Regions from separate parts of the Mus musculus genome. Here region 1 is linked to region 2. A link is a loop called in an ENCODE intact Hi-C map of the cell type or tissue named here. Cell type or tissue: heart. All regions are shown on one strand. Each heading gives the region's core, and the rest is flanking DNA. Links, peaks and the distances in the headings are about the cores only. Region 1 holds the start of Zfp598 (zinc finger protein 598). Region 2 holds the start of Mlst8 (MTOR associated protein, LST8 homolog (S. cerevisiae)).

Region 1 (8,326 bases), core at 142-8,141, 190 kb before region 2:
TACCCGAAGCCTATACAAGGTGTCACAGCAAAGGAAACTGGCCCTTCAACACATTTGTTTTGTTTAAGGCAGTTTCTGTCCAAACTCATTCTGTAGACCAGGCTTGGCCATGAACTCAGAGATCTGCCTGCTTGTGCTACAGAATGCTGGGATTAAAGGTGTGTGCCACCCCCATCCAGCTTTATATAACATCTTAACAAACATCCCTCCTAATTTTTAGTCACATGAAGGGACTAAGTCATTGTGGAATTCTGGAATTCAGGACATATTCAAAGGGTAATACAAGACTCAGTAAGGGACAAGGGTGAAGGCGCTAGGTTACAAGTGGAGGGAATCAGGATAAACGGTGAGGCTGAGCTGGACAGCTACCATCTCACCCCACTTCCCAAAGAGCTCCTGCTGCCCAGCATGGTGGTACAAGTCTAAGAGGACGCCCAGGCTTAGCCAGGGGCACAGAGTGTCAAACCACATCCCAGCCAGGGCAAGCTAACAGCTCATGTCAAAAGCCCCTGCCACAGAGCTCTTAGAGGTGTGAGGCTCAGGAAGACTGAGGGAGGGCAGACACTGGCTACAGCTGACATATGTATGTATGTTCACTCACTTCCTGAGTGAGACCCAGAGCCCAGGCCAGGACGACGTACATAAGGACCTACAAAATGTCTCCCTTCCTAGAAGGAAGCTACAGGTATGTGTGCTCAAAACCCGTGTCAGACCTTCCCATCAGCGTGTGCACGACTGGCCAGCAAAGCCCCAGCAAGACCCTGAGTAGGACACCAGCCAAAAGCTTCCAGAGATGTTTCTAAACCCCAGATCTCATCCAGTAGGGTAAGGCTCCTTCCACCACACTATGTCTGGGGTCTTCTAGTCCCTCTTCCCCAGTATGACATAGATGCTTAGGGAATGTTCCAGATTCCAGCTGAGTCTTTTGACATAAATATCAAGAAAGAAAAGCTGGGTGTGCTGGGTATGGTGGAGAATGACCTAGCCCTCAGGAGGTAGAGGCAGGTGGATCTGTGTGACTTCAAGGCCAGTCTGGTCTAGAGAATGAGTTCCAGGACTGCCAGAGCTACAGGCCCTGTCTCAAATACGGGATATGGTGGTGCACTGCCTTTAATCTCAGAAATCAGGAGGCAGATACTGGTTCTACATAACAAGTTCCAGGCCAGCCAGGACTACATAGTGAGACCCTATCTCAACGAGAAAGAAAAAGGTCAGAAAGAAAAGAAAAAAAAAAAAAAAAACTCAAAATTTTGGCATCATTTCTATCTCTGCATCACTTCTAAGAACAGGAAAGGGTGATTCCCTGGCAGAAGCCACTAGCCAAAACCTTCCACGAACCAACCAAGGTAATTTCACAATTCTGGAAGCAAACAGATCTCTACGGGCAGCAAACCAAGGGAGGTTCAGCTGGATACTCCCCATCAAAGGCTGGCATTGCTGGAGTCCTCTGACCCCCTTCGGGATTTCCAAGTCTAGACAGCCAGAAACATCCTCTTCCCACCACTCTGGAAGGAAGCCTCAAAGCTAGAACTAGTAACGAGGAGGAAAACTTCCTAAAATTGTGGACCACCAAGCACCTAGGAATCAGGTCCTGGTATCACCTCCACTCTACAAATGGAAACGCTGTCTCAGGAGCTAAGGATCACCGGTGGGGCCCAGAAGCCCAACTAGTCTGGAAATGTCCAGTTTAACCCTTTTTTTCCAGAGCAGTCAGCTTCCAGAATAGACAGTGTCTGGAGGTTCCCCCTGGCTGTCTGCTCCTCCTCAGTGACGATCCCGAAAAAATTAAGATTCACAGACAGGAGGGCTCTCGACCTGACCTTGCCCTTCCCGCAGCCAGGTCATAGGGAAAAGTCCCCAGGCTTAGAGTTCCCACAGACATCGCTCCTCCTTCCCCAGCCCGGCCGCCTCTGGCTTCTCCCAGCCCCAGGAGGCCCGGTGATCGCATGGCGCCCCGACCGACCACCCGGCCTCCGGAGGGAGCGGGTGAGGCCAGGCCGCGGCCGGACACCGAGCAGGCAAAGCCATCAGGAGTCCGCCCTCCCCGCGCCCCGTCGCGCGCCCCGCTGGCGCACCTGGCGCAGCTCCTCGCGGCACACGGCGCAGTAGCGCTGCTCGCACAGCACCCGCATCTTGGTAGAGCACCGGTAGCACACCGGGTGATCGCAGCGGCCCAGCGCCGTAGCCTCCAGGTCACCGCAGCACAGCACGCAGCTCCCGCCGCCCCGCTCCGGCGCTGCCACCGCCTCCAGAGCCGCGCGCCGCCCCTCGGCGCCCGCCGCCGCCGCCATGGCCGGGCTCCGGCCCCCTCCTGGCCGGCGCGGCACAGCGCGGCCTGGCTCCCGGCGGACCCGCCCCTTCCGTCGACGTCACTGCCCTCAGGCAACCGCCCGCCTGGCGGAAGTGCGCACTGCGACTTCCGCCCGGGCCTGGTGTTGTACAGAGCTGCCATTCGCTCATGACTGCTGCTCAAGCCTTTCCAGTCATTTAAATGCGGAGTCTCTCCGCCTTCGCCGACGCAAGCTCTGGAAACGCCGGAGGAGCTACAGGGTTTCCAGCATCATTTCCGATAAAACACGAACTGTGGTTTGTTTTTCGAGACAGGGTTTCTCTGTGTAGCCCTGGCTGTCCTGGAACTCACTCTGTACACCAGGCTGGCCTCGAACTCAGAAATTCGCCTGCCTCTGCCTCCCAAGTGCTGGGATTAAAGGCATGCGCCACTATGCCCGGCTCGATCAGTCTTAAGCTAAGTATCACACAAACATTACTTGGACGTAGTATGTAGTATGTTTGTATCTTAAATGCAAATTTCACTGGATGTCCTGGGAACATAGCTTAGTGGCAGAGACTTGCCTACCGTGCCTAGGTTCCATTCCCAGCACAAAATACATACATAAGTAATTCAGCTAGTAATGACTGAATCCGACAAATTTTTAGGAACCTTTCTATAGCCCTGCACCTCTCTTGTGTTTGGAACATAAGCCTCTGACATCAGGACATCCAGACATTCTCACCCAATCCCACTAGAGAAGGGACCTCGTGTTTTCTTGGTTGTAAGACAGACACATCCAGCCAGACATAGTATGTAGGAAAGGGAAGCACCCAGAGGTGCTTGAGTGGATAGTAGTGAACCGGAGGCTTCAAGTCTGCAGCTGTTGGGCGGTCTCCGGATTTCTGATGAAGCGAGATGGGTCCAAATCTGAACCCTTTCTAGAAAGAGTCAGTATATTGTGTGTGTGACCCCAGAGTGCCTATGGCTAGCTAGAATCAGAAATGACTTAAACCCCTAATCCTGGTACCTAGACTTACATGCTTCTGAACTAGGTTGCCCCACTGAAGCCTATAACCTCATTTGTAAAACTGGGGTCGCCATACCAACTATGTAAAGCAGACCGGGCTACATTTGCCATCTTCGGACAGATAGGGGGATTTACCTTTCTTAGGCAACTGGGCAGGGCTAAGTATTGTTAAAATGACAGGGTGTGGTCACATACCTTTCATCCTAGCACTCACAGGCATAGACTTTGTAAGTTTTGAAGTCAGCCTGGTCAACATAGTTTCAGGCCAGCCATGGCTACGTAGAAGTGAGACACTGTCTCAAAAAAAAAAAAATCTGTTAAAATGGAGGACTGGAGAGATGGCTCAACAATTAAGAGCACTAGCTTTTCTTGCAGAAGTCCTAGGTTCAATTCCCAGCACCACATGAAGGCTCACAACCAGTTCCAGGAGGTTTAATATCTTCTGGTCTCTGAGGGCACCAGGCACACACGTGGTACACAGGCAGGAAAGCAAAACACGTCCATAGAAAATAAAAATAAATTTTAAAAAATGAAAACATTTCTGTTAAGATGACAATTGAATGTTAATGATAAGCTCGTTAGATGCTGATGGCAAGTACTTTATTGTCCCAGTTTGTGCAAATAAGTACAGGCTGAGGGATGGTGAATGTGGCTTCCTAATTGACAGCTTTTGGCCTCACCCTTTGCTGCCCTGGCTTTTTTTTTAGTCAGCCAGCCAGCCAGACTACCCATCTGCCACCATTCTGAACACTCCTTAGACACCTGAGAAAACAACGCAGTGAACAGAGTTGATTATCCCTCTCCTAAAGGCACAGCCTCAATCAGAGAGCTGTTTGAAACAGTTCACACCAGACTTTTTTTTTCTTTTTTTTCCGAGACAGGGTTTCTCTGTGTAGCTCTGGCTGTCCTGGAACTCACTCTGTAGACCAGGCTGGCCTCAAACTCAGAAATCCCCTTGCCTCTGCTTCCCAAGTGCTGGGATGGATTAAAGGTGTGAGCCACCACTGCCCGGCTACACCAGACATTTTTAAACCTACACACCTGGAACTCTAGATGACCCTGTAGTCATCTCAGGCTAGAAAGGAGGACTATTTCCCATGATTGGCCAGCAGAGGGCCTACTGTGACTGAGGAGACAAGGCTGTGATTGGCATAAACATTCTCTAGCCAGGTAAGCAGACTGGCTGTTCCAGCTCAGGCCGTGAGTCACGCGAAAGCTCTCCTCTCCTACCTCTTGTGTTGCCGGTTTAGATTTAGTAAAAGGCATCTCTACAGGGGTTTTTCTTGCCTGTTTTTTTTTTTTTTTGGGGGGGGGGGTTCGAGACAGGTTTTCTCTGTATAGCCCTGGCTGTCCTGGAGTTCACTTTGTAGACCAGGCTGGCCTCGAACTCAGAAATCCGCCTGCCTCTGCCTCTGCCTCCCGAGTGCTGGGATTAAAGGCGTGCGCCACCACGCCCAGCTCTTCTTGCCTGTTTTTAATAGAGCTGACTGAATTGGTAGCATGAGAAAGAGCAGATGAGTAGCTGTGGTACTGTGACAGCACAGCTGCCCAGCACATTGGGAAATGCACAGTCATGCAGTCCATGGTTTGACAGGTCAGAGGGGAACTGCATGCAAACATTTTGCTTCACAGATTCATAAAGAGCCTGTAGGATAAAAGACAAATGGATGCAGACAGTGGTGACAGGCACATCTCTTCTGAGTCGGAGGCCAGCCTGATCTACAGAGAGAATTCCAGGACAACCAGGGCTACACAGAGAAACCCTGTGTCTCAAAAAACAAAACGAAACAAAACCAGAAAGACAAATGACCCAGGCTTGATCTACACGAGCTCTTGGACACCCAGGGCCATGTAGAGAGATCTGGGTAAAAACAAAATGTACCAAAAAAAAAAAAAACAAACAAACAGACAGACAAACAAACAAAAAAACACAACAACACAACCGTAAAAGAGACTGAAAGAGCCAAAGGAAGCACGAAGGACTCCCTAGACAACAGCAAATATCAAGGGAAACCCTTGCCTGGCAGTGGTGGCACATGCCTTTAATTCCAGCAGTTGGGAGGCAGACGAAGGTGGATTTCTAAGTTCAGGCCAGCCTGGTCTGCAGAGTGAGTTCCAGGACAGCCAGAGCTACACAAAAAAACCCTGCTCCCCCCCCCCCAAAAAAAAAAAGAAAGAAAAGAAAAGAAGAAGAAGAAGGGAAGCCCTCTTGGAGGGGTTAGGAACTAGACCAGTGCTTGCTGTGTGATACTCCCCACCACGGTGACAGTGGACTAAGCCTCTGAAACTGTAAGCAAGGGCCAATTAAACACTTCCTTTTGGGGGCTGCAGAGAAATGGCTCAGCAGTTAAGACCTCTTCCAGAAGTCCTAAATTCAATCCCAACAACCACATGGTGGCTCACAACCATCTATAATGGGATCCGATGCCTTCTTCTGGCACTGGGGTGTACAGATAGAGCACCCATTCAAAATAAATTAAAAGTAAACACTTTTTTCTTTTCAAGACAGGGTTTCTCTGTATAGCCCTGGCTGTCCTGGAACTCACTTTGCAGACCAGGCTGGCCTCGAACTCAGAAATCTGCCTGCCTCTGCCTCCCGAGTGCTGGAATTAAAGGCGTGTGCCAAGCCCGTTCCCTTGCCTGTGTTTTCTCTGGATAGTATGTAGGAACAGTGGGAATCTCATCCATTCATGCGCGTCACTAATTAGATGACGAGGCATTTGGCTACCTTAAGAGAGTCATAGTTACTCCTGCCGTTTACCCGGGCTTCATTGAATTTCTTCACTTTGACATTCGGAGCACAGGGCAGAAATCACAGCAATGGGACACTAGGACACTGAGCATTGTGTGGGGTTGGTGTGGTGGCTCAGCAGGGACAATGCTGAAGAACTGAGGTCAGTCCTTGGAACCTATAAAGATCTGCATGCTTGCGTGCCTCTTATTCCTCTAAGTGTTAAGGCAGCGAGACCACTCAGGGTCAGCAGATGGCAGGTTCTCTCTCTCTCTCTCTCTCTCTCTCCTCTGTTTTTTGTTTGTTTGTTTGTTTGTGACAGGGTTTCCCTGTGTAACAGCCTTAGCTATCTGCCCTGGAACTCACTTTGAAGACCAGGGTGACCTTTAATTCACAGAGATTCTCCTGCCTCAGTGCCCCAGTTTGTGCAGGTTCACCTTCATACACATTTCCTTTCCACAATTCCTACCTTGAGTGTAGTTTCTATGAGCTACCATTGGGTTTGGTTATTTTCTTTCTTTCTTTTTTTTTTCTTTTTGTTTTTTTTGAGACAGGGTTTCTCTGTAGCCCTGGCTGTCCTGGAACTCACTCTGTAGACCAGGCTGGCCTCAGCTTGCCTGCCCTAAGGTTTTTCTCTTAATCATGAATAAACTGTCCAAAGGCTTTATTTGAGTCTTTGACCTTCTGTTTTCATTCGTGTCCACACTTCCATTATTTTATTAATGAGACTAGGAACACCCAAGTGAGGACCATGATTTTCTCCTTAACATGTGGCAGGACTTCTCAAGATTTCCAGTAGGAGTGGCTGGGCGTGGTGGCTCACACCTTTAATCCCAGCACTTGAGAGGCAGAGACAGGCAGATTTCTACGTTCGAGGCCAGCCTGGTCTACAAAGTGAGTTGCAGGACAGCCAGGGCTATACAGAGAAACCCTGTCTCGAAAAACAAAAACAAACAAACAAACAAAACAAAAAACAAAAAAAGATTTCCAGTAGTACTTCTTTCTTTCCTTTTTTTTTTTTTTTTTTATGTCTGCAAATGTCTGTCTGCATGTGTGTAAGTATTCTGTGTCCATGCCTGGTGCCTGCAGAGATCAGAGGCTGAAGTCAGAGCCACTGGAACTAAAGAGTATGGATGTGAGCCTCCTTGTGGGTGCTGGGAATTGAACCCTTGGCCTCTGCAAGAGTAACAGATCCTCTTAACTACTGAGCCATCTCTACAGTCTTCCCCCTCCATATATATATAATACATATATATTATATGAAAAATATTTTTGAGACAGTCTCTTTATGTGACCCCAGCTGTCCTTGAACTCCCTATGTAGTGGCCTCAAAATCAAAGAAATCTGTCTGCCTGTGTCATCTGAGTGCTGGGACTAAAGGTGTGTGCCTGGCGCTCTTCTCCTGTCTTTTAAGTCTTTAATTGGCAGACAAAAGAACCCATCCCTGTGTCCCTCCCATGGTAGAATGGAGAACCAACTCCTGAAAGTTCTAGTGCAACCTTCACAAACAACCTAACATACATACCCATTATACCCATGATGATGATGATGATGAGAGGAGGAGGAAGAGCAGCAGAAGCAGCAGCAGCTGAGTATCTTGTAATCCCAGTGCTGTGTAGGTAGAGACAAGAATGCCCAGAAGCCTTCAGGCCAACCAGCCTGGCACATGCAGTGTTGAATAATGAAGAGATCCTGCCTCAGACAAAGTGGGAGGCAAGACCCAACACTGCAGCTTTCCTCAGCACCCACATTGTGACTCACAACCATCCACACCCTCTGGGTCTGACCTCTGCAAGGCAGCAGGTGTGGGCACAGTTCACTTACATACATGCTATCAAAGGTACAGGAGCGACCAACTCCCTCGGGTTGTCCTCTAACACATGAGCCTGGATTACACACATAGTGCAGTGCTGGAGAGATGCAGTGGTTGAAAGCACTTGCTGTTCTTGCAGAGGGCCTGGGTTGGCTTCTCAGCAACCCATGTGGTGGCTCACAACCATCTGTAACTCCTGGTCCAGGGGATCTGACACCGTCTTCTGACCTCTGTGGGCACCAGACATGCATGTAGAGTACAGATATGAAGGAAAAATACTCAACATGTAAAGCAAAAATGAATAAAGTATTCACGAGGGAGGGGTCTAGAATCCGAATAAGGGCCTTTGGGATGGCTCAGTAGGTAGAGCTAACTGGGACCTGCGTGGGGGAGGGAAAGCACTGACTCCTTCAGGCTGTCTGCCAGCTCCCGTTTGCACATCATGGCATGCATGATGTGCACATGTGTGCACACAATATTCTT
Region 2 (8,326 bases), core at 286-8,285:
CCAGAAGAGACCAATACATGAGGCGGGAAGATTAATGGTTCCTATGATCTGGGCTGGGAGAATGAGGAGTAGCTGCCTGGTCCCTTGGGGAAGGCGGACACATCTGGTAGCTGTGTTGGTTTGCCGGTGAATTGATTTGTTTTAAAATGCTGAATCTTATGATGTATCCCAGTAATGCTGGCCTTGAACTCATGATTCTCATGATTCAGCTTCCCTAGTGCCAGCATTACAAATGTGACATGTTGACTAAATTGTTCACTTGGTTTTTATTTGTACTTCTGAGCTGGCCTAGAATGTGTCAGGCAGGTTATGACCCACAGATTTGCATCCCTGGCCTAACCTATTCAATTTAAATGGCCAATTTGAGGACTGAAGAGATGGCTTATCAGTTACGTGCAATGGCTGGTTTTGTAGAGGACCTGAGTTCAGTTCCCAGTACCCATCTCAGGCAGCTCAGAAGCATCTGTAACCCCTAACTCAAGGGGTACCTGCATGCATGTATGCATGCTAATATGGACGGACACACATACCTATAAATAAAAACAAACCTTTAATAAAGGGGTAAGCTTATGCTGTGTGATTTCATCTGAAACAGTGCAGAGTCCCACAAAGAGCAAGCTCATGAAATCAAAGGGAATAAGCTAAAAGCCAAGAGCTGGCTAGAAGAGGTGGAGGAAGAAAACTCTAAGCACAGGCTTAGATCTAAGAATGGCTGTGGTGCCAGGCAGTGGTGGCGCACGCCTTTAATTCCAGCACTCGGGAGGCAGAGGCAGGTGGATTTCTGAGTTCAAGGCCAGCCTGGTCTACAGAATGAGTTCCAGGACAGCCAGGGCTACACAGAGAAACCCTGACTCGAAAACAAACAAACAAACAAACAAAAAACAACAAAAAAAGAATGGGTGTGGTGAGGTGAGAAACCTCTGCTGAGCTAGTGGCCTGGAGACAGGGGAGGGGGTGGCACTCAGGCAGAGGTAGGGGCCACACCCAGGTTTCTGGGACCCCTGAAGACTCTTGTTGGTTGGTAAGGCCAGATTTCAGTTTGTAAACGACTGGACAAGGCATCTGTGATTCCAGCACTTGAGTGGTAGAGGAAAGGGTCAAGGCTATCTTTGGTCATGGAGCAAGTTCTAACCAGTCTAGATGAAGTTACAGAGAAGAGGAGAAGAAGGGGGTGTGGTAAGTGGGTTGACTGTTTTGAGACAGGGTTTCTCTGTGTAGCCCTGGTTGTCCTGGAACTCACTCTGTAGACCAGGCTGGCCTCGAACTCAGAAATCTGCCTGCCTCTGCCTCCCAAGTGTTAGGATTAAAGGCGTGTGCCACCAAGCCTGGTTAGTGGGTTGACTGTTAAATGGGGACTAGAGCACGACTTAAAAAGTCATGAGGAGGGCTGGCGAGATGGCTCAGCGGGTAAGAGCACTGACTGCTCTTCTGAAGGTCCTGAGTTCAAATCCCAGAAACCACCTGTAGTGAGATCTGACGCTCTCTTCTGGTCTGTCTGAAGACAGCTACAGTGTACTTGTGTATAATAATAAATAAATCTTTGGGCAGAGACTGAGTGAGCAGAGGTTCTAAAATTCAATTCTCAACCACATGAAGGCTCACAACCATGAAGCTACAATGTACTCATATACATAAAATAAATAAATATTAAAAAAAAAACTTGTGAGGAAGTCAAGCATGATGGGGCATGGTGTTAATCCCAGGACTCCGGAGGCAGAGGCAGGCAGATCTCTGAGTTTGAGGCCTGGTCTACAAATCAAGTCCAGAACAGCCAGGGTTACACAAAGAAACCCTGCCTTAAAAAAACAAAAACCAACTAAAAAACTATGTGAAGAGTGGGTGGTGAAATTGGTGGCTGAGAAGGGCAAAGATAAGGGACATACTGGAAGATAGCTAGCTATAACCTATTGTTGGACACTGTTCATAGAGGGGCTACTGGGTTAGGCATTGAATGAAGATGGTGTCCTCTTTTTGGCATTTATGTGCCATATGTGCCGCCCCCCACCCCAGGGCCTTGTGCTTGCTAGGCAAGTACTGAGTTAAATCTCCAATATGTAACAGAAAATCAGATGTGCTTTCAAGAGTCTGGGAGCTGGAGATCGTGGCCAGACACCAGGATAAAGATGGCATGGGAAGCCACAGAGCCTAGGGCAAGGTCAAGAAAAAAAGTGGTAGCATGTCCAGAGCGGGATGGGGCCAAGAAGAGAGACTACTACAGTAGATCCAGTGCTGGTGCTCAGGCACAAGGGTGAGATGAGATTTTTCTGTAAACCACAGTACACAAGGGTCAAGAGGTGGAAAGAATGTATCAACCAAGTGTGACAAAGGCAGTGGCCTTGAGGAATTTTCCCAGAGAGCTGAGGGGGAGATGGGAAGGGAGGCCTTTTGAAGGAGAGAGAATTTTAGCTGTAAGGAGAGTATTGGAATTGTGTGTGTGTGTGTGTGTGTGTGTGTGTGTGTGCGCGCGCGCGCGCGCGCACGCACGCGCCCATGCTATGAGGGAAGCTGGAGCTAGCATTGAAACAGAAGTTATTTTTGCCTAGTATTTGATGTGCAAAGCCCTGTGTTAGATCCCCAATACTGTATAAAACTGGGTGTGGTGACACAGCCACCTGTAATCTCAGTACTCAGGAGATGGAGAGGGGACCTGAAGTTCAAGGTCATTCTTGGCTACATTGTAAATTTGAAGTTACTATACGTTATCAAAGAAATCCCGATTGAAAAACAAACAGCCGGGCGTGGTGGCGCACGCCTTAAATCCCAGCATTCAGGAGGCAGAGGCAGGCGGATTTCTGAGTTCAAGGCCAGCCTGGTCTACAAAGTGAGTTCCAGAACAGCCAGGGCTATACAGAGAAACCCTGTCTCGAAAAAAAAAAGAAAAACAAACAAACAAACAAACAAACATACAAAACACACCTAGGAGGGAGTCTGTGCCCATGCATTTAATCCAAGCACTTGGGAGGTAGAGGCTGGCAGTTCTCTTGAGTTCGAGGTTAGCCTGGTCTACAGAGCAACCAAACCAAAAATCCATATTAAAAATATGCTAAGGAGGTAAAACAGGGACTGGGGAGAGATATAGGAAGAGGGTGTCTATGACCAGGAACCTGGGTGTGTAGACAGGGGAACCGGCCTTGGCTAAGGAGCTGGACTTACCCTCTCTGTGGCTAGAGGGAAAGGGGGTTGCAGCCCCATCTACTGGTGCAGTGGGAAGAGATCATGAGAAAGCAAGGACAACTTTGTAGAGCTGGGTAATAAAAATGGAGGCATGATAGCAGAATTGTCACCAAGAGACCAGAGAGACTTCACCTAGCCACTGATGGGGACAGATGCAGAGTGCCACAACCAAATACTAGGCGGAGTTTGGAGTCCTGCAGAGGAGGGGGGGGGGATTAGAAGAACTAGAGGGGTCAGGAACACCACAAGAACACAGAGGGGCCGGTGGACCTCCTGGGGTCTTGCAGAGTCAGAGAGCTGCTAAGGCTCTGACCTAGGTCCTCTGCATATAAGCTTGGTGTTCTGGAATCCTAACAGGGCTGGGCTGTCCCTGACTCTGCTGCCTGAGATCCTTCTCCTCTTGCTGGGTTGCCTCTTTCAGCTTTAAAGTGATAGTATGTGCCTGGTTTTATTGTAGCTTGTGTGTGTTTGGTTGATGTCCCTGGGAGGCCTGCTCTTTCCTGAGGGGAAGTACTTGGTGGTGGTGGTGGTGGGGTGAATCTGGGAGAGAGGAGAGAGGAGAGGAGAGGCTTGGGGGAGGGGAGGAAGAGGAAACTGCAGTTGGGATGTAATATAGGAGAGAATAATATTTATATTCCAGCTAGGCTTTCCCCAGCTAGGAATATAAATATTATTCTCTCCTATATGCCTCTGCCTCCCAAGTGCTGGGATTAAAGGCTGCGCCGCCACCACCACCCGGCTAATTTGCTGTTCTTGAATCAGATGTTCTACACCTATCTGTTCAATGTTATTTAGTAGACACATAAAGCTGTTGAGTGCTTGTAATGTATCTATCTAGTCTAAATTGAAACTATTCACAAGAACATGATGCACACTATATTTCAGTTTAAAATAAAAAAGCACAAAATATTTATGTTGAATGTGTTAAAAGAATATTTTTATATATTGGGTTAAATAAAAAGTATTATTAAAAATTTTAAAAAATGGAGGCATGAGAGTCTGCAGTTTTAAACGAGTTTCTGGGCTAGCTTATGTGCCCTCAGGATCAGGCTGAAAGGGTCTAGACTATGGCTACCAGATAAAGCAAATAGAAGTAACAGACTGCCCAGTTGCATTCAAACTTCTTGTAAGAAAGTAATTCTTTTAGTACAGTGTTTGAGATATGCCTATACTAAAAGAAAAAGAGAGAGAGAGAAATTAAGAAATTAAGAAATTAAGAAAGAAAGAAAGAAAGAAAGAAAGAAAGAAAGAAAGAAGGAAAGAGAGAAAAGCTAGGAAGGAAGGAAAAAAGAAAAGAAAAAATGATTTTTATCTGAAAATTTTGCATTACCTAGAAATTCTAGCTTGGTTGGTAGGGTAGGTGATTGTGTATGTCTGCGGGGGGTGGAGGGACGACGACAGTGTAATTCCTTCTGGGAGCCAAGTCTGGAAAATAGGCAGCAGTACCATGGCTGTAGTTCCCAGTGAGTTGAAGGGTGGCGTCGCGGCTGATGGCCATTCTGAGCACGATCACTTCTGGAGTTCTTCGTCTCAGAACTCTGGTATCCCTTTCAACTCCCCCACTCCCCGGACCCATGGTCTCGCCCGGAGTTACTATCGATAGCTCTACGCTCGGCCCGGCTTCTATCGACTAGCTCCTCCTCGCCTCGCCGTCCTGGACTAAGGCAGAGTGCAGAGCGTGTGTTAAGGTACGGGGGACACGGGATGAGGGCTGCTACCGACCACTGGGTGGCTAGGAGAGTGCGGTCGGGGTAATCGGGCCGGTAACACAGAGCCAGGGCGGTGTGCAGAGCACTGGGGAGCGCGGGGGTCCTGCCAGATAGCGCCCCCACCCATCCGATCCCAGTGCCGGTCAACTACGCATGCTCAGCAGCAGCAGTGCCGGGCTTTTCCTTAGTCGCCATGCGCATGCGTTGCCTACCCTTGCGAGAGACGGCGCCCGGGCGATGGCCTTCTGCGTGTGACTGCCTCCTGCTGGCTGCTGGCGAGGTGGCGTCTCCAAGCGTGAGGGTGAAGCTGAAGGAACACTCTCCCGGGAGCAAAGTAGCCGGAGTCTTTTTTTTTGAGACTGTCAGCGTGACCCTGAACACTCTTATTTTTCTTAGTTTTAAAGTGAAGTTAATACCGGTACACTGTAGTGTGCAGATTGTTATGCGTACATCTTTTCTCTCCAAACGTTTTGACCTTTGGACCTTACTTATCACCTCTTGGCCCAGTGCAGGTCTCATTTTTTTTCTCCAGCCATCAAACAATGAATACCACCCCAGGCACAGTGGGCAGTGACCCTGTCATCTTAGCAACTGCAGGCTATGACCACACGGTGCGCTTTTGGCAGGCTCACAGTGGAATCTGCACTCGAACAGTGCAGCATCAGGACTCTGTATCCTCCTCTTGGCAGCAGGATGGTGCTGGCCAGAATTAAGTATGAATGATATGTGTTTGGGGAAACTCAGGCCAGGTGGTGGAGGTCTTGATGGCCTTGTAGCCCCAAGGTTTCCCTCTCTGGGTTCTCTTCCTGTTATCCTTAACATGCTCAGCAGGTAAATGCATTGGAGATTACTCCGGACCGAAGCATGATTGCTGCTGCAGGTACCTGAGATTCTCGACCTCTGACCCTTTACTGGCCGTAGTTCTACCTGGCACACCCATGCTTCAATTCCCCCTGTGTCCCTAGGTTACCAACATATCCGCATGTATGATCTCAACTCCAATAACCCCAACCCCATCATCAGTTATGACGGAGTCAGTAAGAACATTGCATCAGTGGGCTTTCACGAGGATGGTCGCTGGATGTATACAGGTGGCGAGGACTGCACAGCTCGCATCTGGGACCTCAGGTGGTGTTGTGTGTTGGGCTGAAGAGGACGGCTGCCCGGGGAGTGGGCAGGCCAGGGGATTGTCTGTGGGCAGGCTATTCTGCAATCAGTTAGTCTTAGTGCAAGAGGGGTTGAGCGGGCGATGGAGGGAAGGTAGAAAGCAGAATAGAATTACATCAGAGAGCTAGCCTTGCCTTGAGGCTAGGGGGCCAGACTTTCCTTCCCTTTTCACTGACCTCAAGCTTGTGGAGAAAGAGCTAAACTTCACAACCATTTCTCCTAAGGTAGAAGCAACTCCTTTGAGCAGAGAATGGGGGCTTTTGGTAGAGGCATGGATCAAATCCATTAGAAGCCATGTGTAACCTTAACTCCCCACAGGTCCCGGAACTTGCAGTGTCAGCGTATCTTCCAGGTGAACGCACCCATTAATTGCGTGTGTCTGCATCCCAACCAGGTGAGGAATGCTCATGGGGCCAGGTGTCAGGGGTGGGGTGGGGACTTTAGAGGACAAGAGTATTGCTACATTTCACCTCCCTCCCCTACATCCTAGGCAGAACTCATTGTGGGTGATCAGAGCGGTGCTATCCACATCTGGGACCTGAAGACAGACCACAATGAGCAGCTGATTCCCGAGCCTGAGTCTTCCATCACGTCTGCTCACATCGACCCAGATGCTAGCTACATGGCAGCCGTCAATAGTGCCGTGAGTGCTGGGAGTGGCTCCGGGGGCATCTTGGCACCTAGCCCCTTATCTTCTGCACTTGAGTTGACTCCCTGGTTCTCTCTCAGGCCTCCCTGAGCTTCCACCCAGCTCCCAAAGTCAGGCACCTGGGTACCACTCCTCATGTCCACCTTGCGGTCTGCCATAGCCCCACCCATCAGGGCCAGTTATTTCTCCTTTCGTGTTCCAGTCCATGGCTTTGCTCATCCTTGACACTAATAAGTTTCTCTGTGGCCTTCCTGGGATGCCTGTTCTGCCCCCCTTCAACCATGCAAGTATCCTTTAGTCTTCCTGGCAAGCTGCACTGTTCTGAGACCTTAAGAAGCAACTCCTCATGGACTGTGGATGCTTTAGTTTGGGCCCTGCTCTCATCTCTAGTCTCCTATTTTCCTTTTAAATCCCAGAACATCATTTGTCCCACGTATCTGCACTCCCTCCTCCCATCCTTGGGTTGTCACATTATCTATCTCTGTGTCCTCGTTACTGCCTCCCCTCCTGCACATCTCTGTTGGCCAGCAGCAGCCTCTGGGGAGCTGTGTTTGACTTGGCTAGTGTGACCTCCTGCTTTTGGCTGGCTGGGCTCGATTCCTTGTTGGGGCTAAATTTCCTATAGACATGACCCAGGATGTCATTGGCCTTCAGGCCTTGGCCCAGGTGTCCCCAATCCATATCTGAGGGTCTGGGTTTTGAATGACTGCCCTCCTATCTTATAGGGAAACTGCTATGTCTGGAACCTGACAGGGGGCATTGGTGACGATGTGACTCAGCTCATCCCTAAGACCAAGATCCCAGCCCATACACGCTATGCCCTGCAATGCCGCTTCAGCCCTGATTCCACGTGCGTGTACGGTCCTGGGGGAAAGGGGAATCTACAAGCTGTGGGCATGACCTGGTGTGTGGTAAGTAGATATGAGGTAGTAGTAGCTACTGAGACACCCCATGTTCAACCCCAGGCTTCTTGCCACCTGTTCAGCTGACCAGACATGTAAAATCTGGAGGACATCCAACTTCTCCCTGATGACAGAGCTTAGCATCAAGAGTAGTAACCCTGGAGAGTCATCCCGTGGCTGGATGTGGGGCTGTGCCTTCTCAGGGGATTCCCAGTACATTGTCACAGGTGAGCCCTGCCCTCCTTATCCCCATATTGCCAAGTCCACTAGAGAGGCCATTCACAGCTGCTTAGCTCTCTTCTGCCTGATCTCTCCTTACAGCTTCTTCTGACAACCTAGCCCGGCTCTGGTGTGTAGAGACTGGAGAAATCAAGAGAGAGTATGGTGGCCATCAGAAAGCTGTCGTCTGCTTGGCCTTCAATGACAGTGTGCTGGGTTAGACTTGGCCCTTGAGGCTGCATTGGGCAATCAGGACTGCCTGGTATAGTGACGCCAAGAGGATGTATCTGAACAATACCCGGGTCCAAGTGAGACTCTCAGGTTAGCATGTCAGGCCAGTTGGACCTGACCGGACTATGCAGGCCCCTCCTGGCCAACCTAGACTTTTTGGCTACTCTACGCTGGGACTCTTTCCATGCCCAGTTTGTTGTCAGAAAGCTCACTCACTAAGCCAGACTGGACTGGGAGTCTTTGCTCCTTTAGAGAGACTAGACCTAGAGGACTTG

What was found. Hi-C counts contacts between places; a loop is a spot of excess contacts. Peaks named below come from ENCODE experiments on the same cell type or tissue, not always from the same donor. Only the 100,000 strongest peaks of a DNase experiment are listed, where the experiment ranks them.
Region 1: a loop joins it to region 2, with 2.5 times the contacts of the local background. A loop is called at or near these places in 7 of 42 quality-filtered maps.

What each region holds. Positions count from the first base shown.
Region 1 is chr17:24,663,723-24,672,048 of GRCm38, reverse strand. Zfp598 (zinc finger protein 598) reads right to left here and starts at 2,362. Exons shown (of 12, transcript NM_183149.2): 1 at 2,076-2,362. The coding sequence starts at 2,291. In heart, for the core only: CTCF peaks have their summits at 2,153, 2,352 (motif pointing left) and 4,400 (motif pointing right); DNase peaks (open chromatin) are centred at 498, 2,378 and 4,418; H3K4me3 peaks cover 3,017 bases; H3K27ac peaks cover 2,438 bases; H3K27me3 peaks cover 765 bases.
Region 2 is chr17:24,475,548-24,483,873 of GRCm38, reverse strand. Mlst8 (MTOR associated protein, LST8 homolog (S. cerevisiae)) reads left to right here and starts at 4,796. Exons shown (of 9, transcript NM_001252464.1): 1 at 4,796-4,862; 2 at 5,416-5,554; 3 at 5,712-5,763; 4 at 5,849-6,011; 5 at 6,369-6,444; 6 at 6,541-6,693; 7 at 7,425-7,549; 8 at 7,665-7,828; 9 at 7,923-8,326. The coding sequence starts at 5,426. The coding sequence ends at 8,041. In heart, for the core only: CTCF peaks have their summits at 4,948 and 5,154 (motif pointing left); DNase peaks (open chromatin) are centred at 5,053, 5,513, 5,930, 7,303 and 1 weaker place; H3K4me3 peaks cover 2,018 bases; H3K27ac peaks cover 1,982 bases.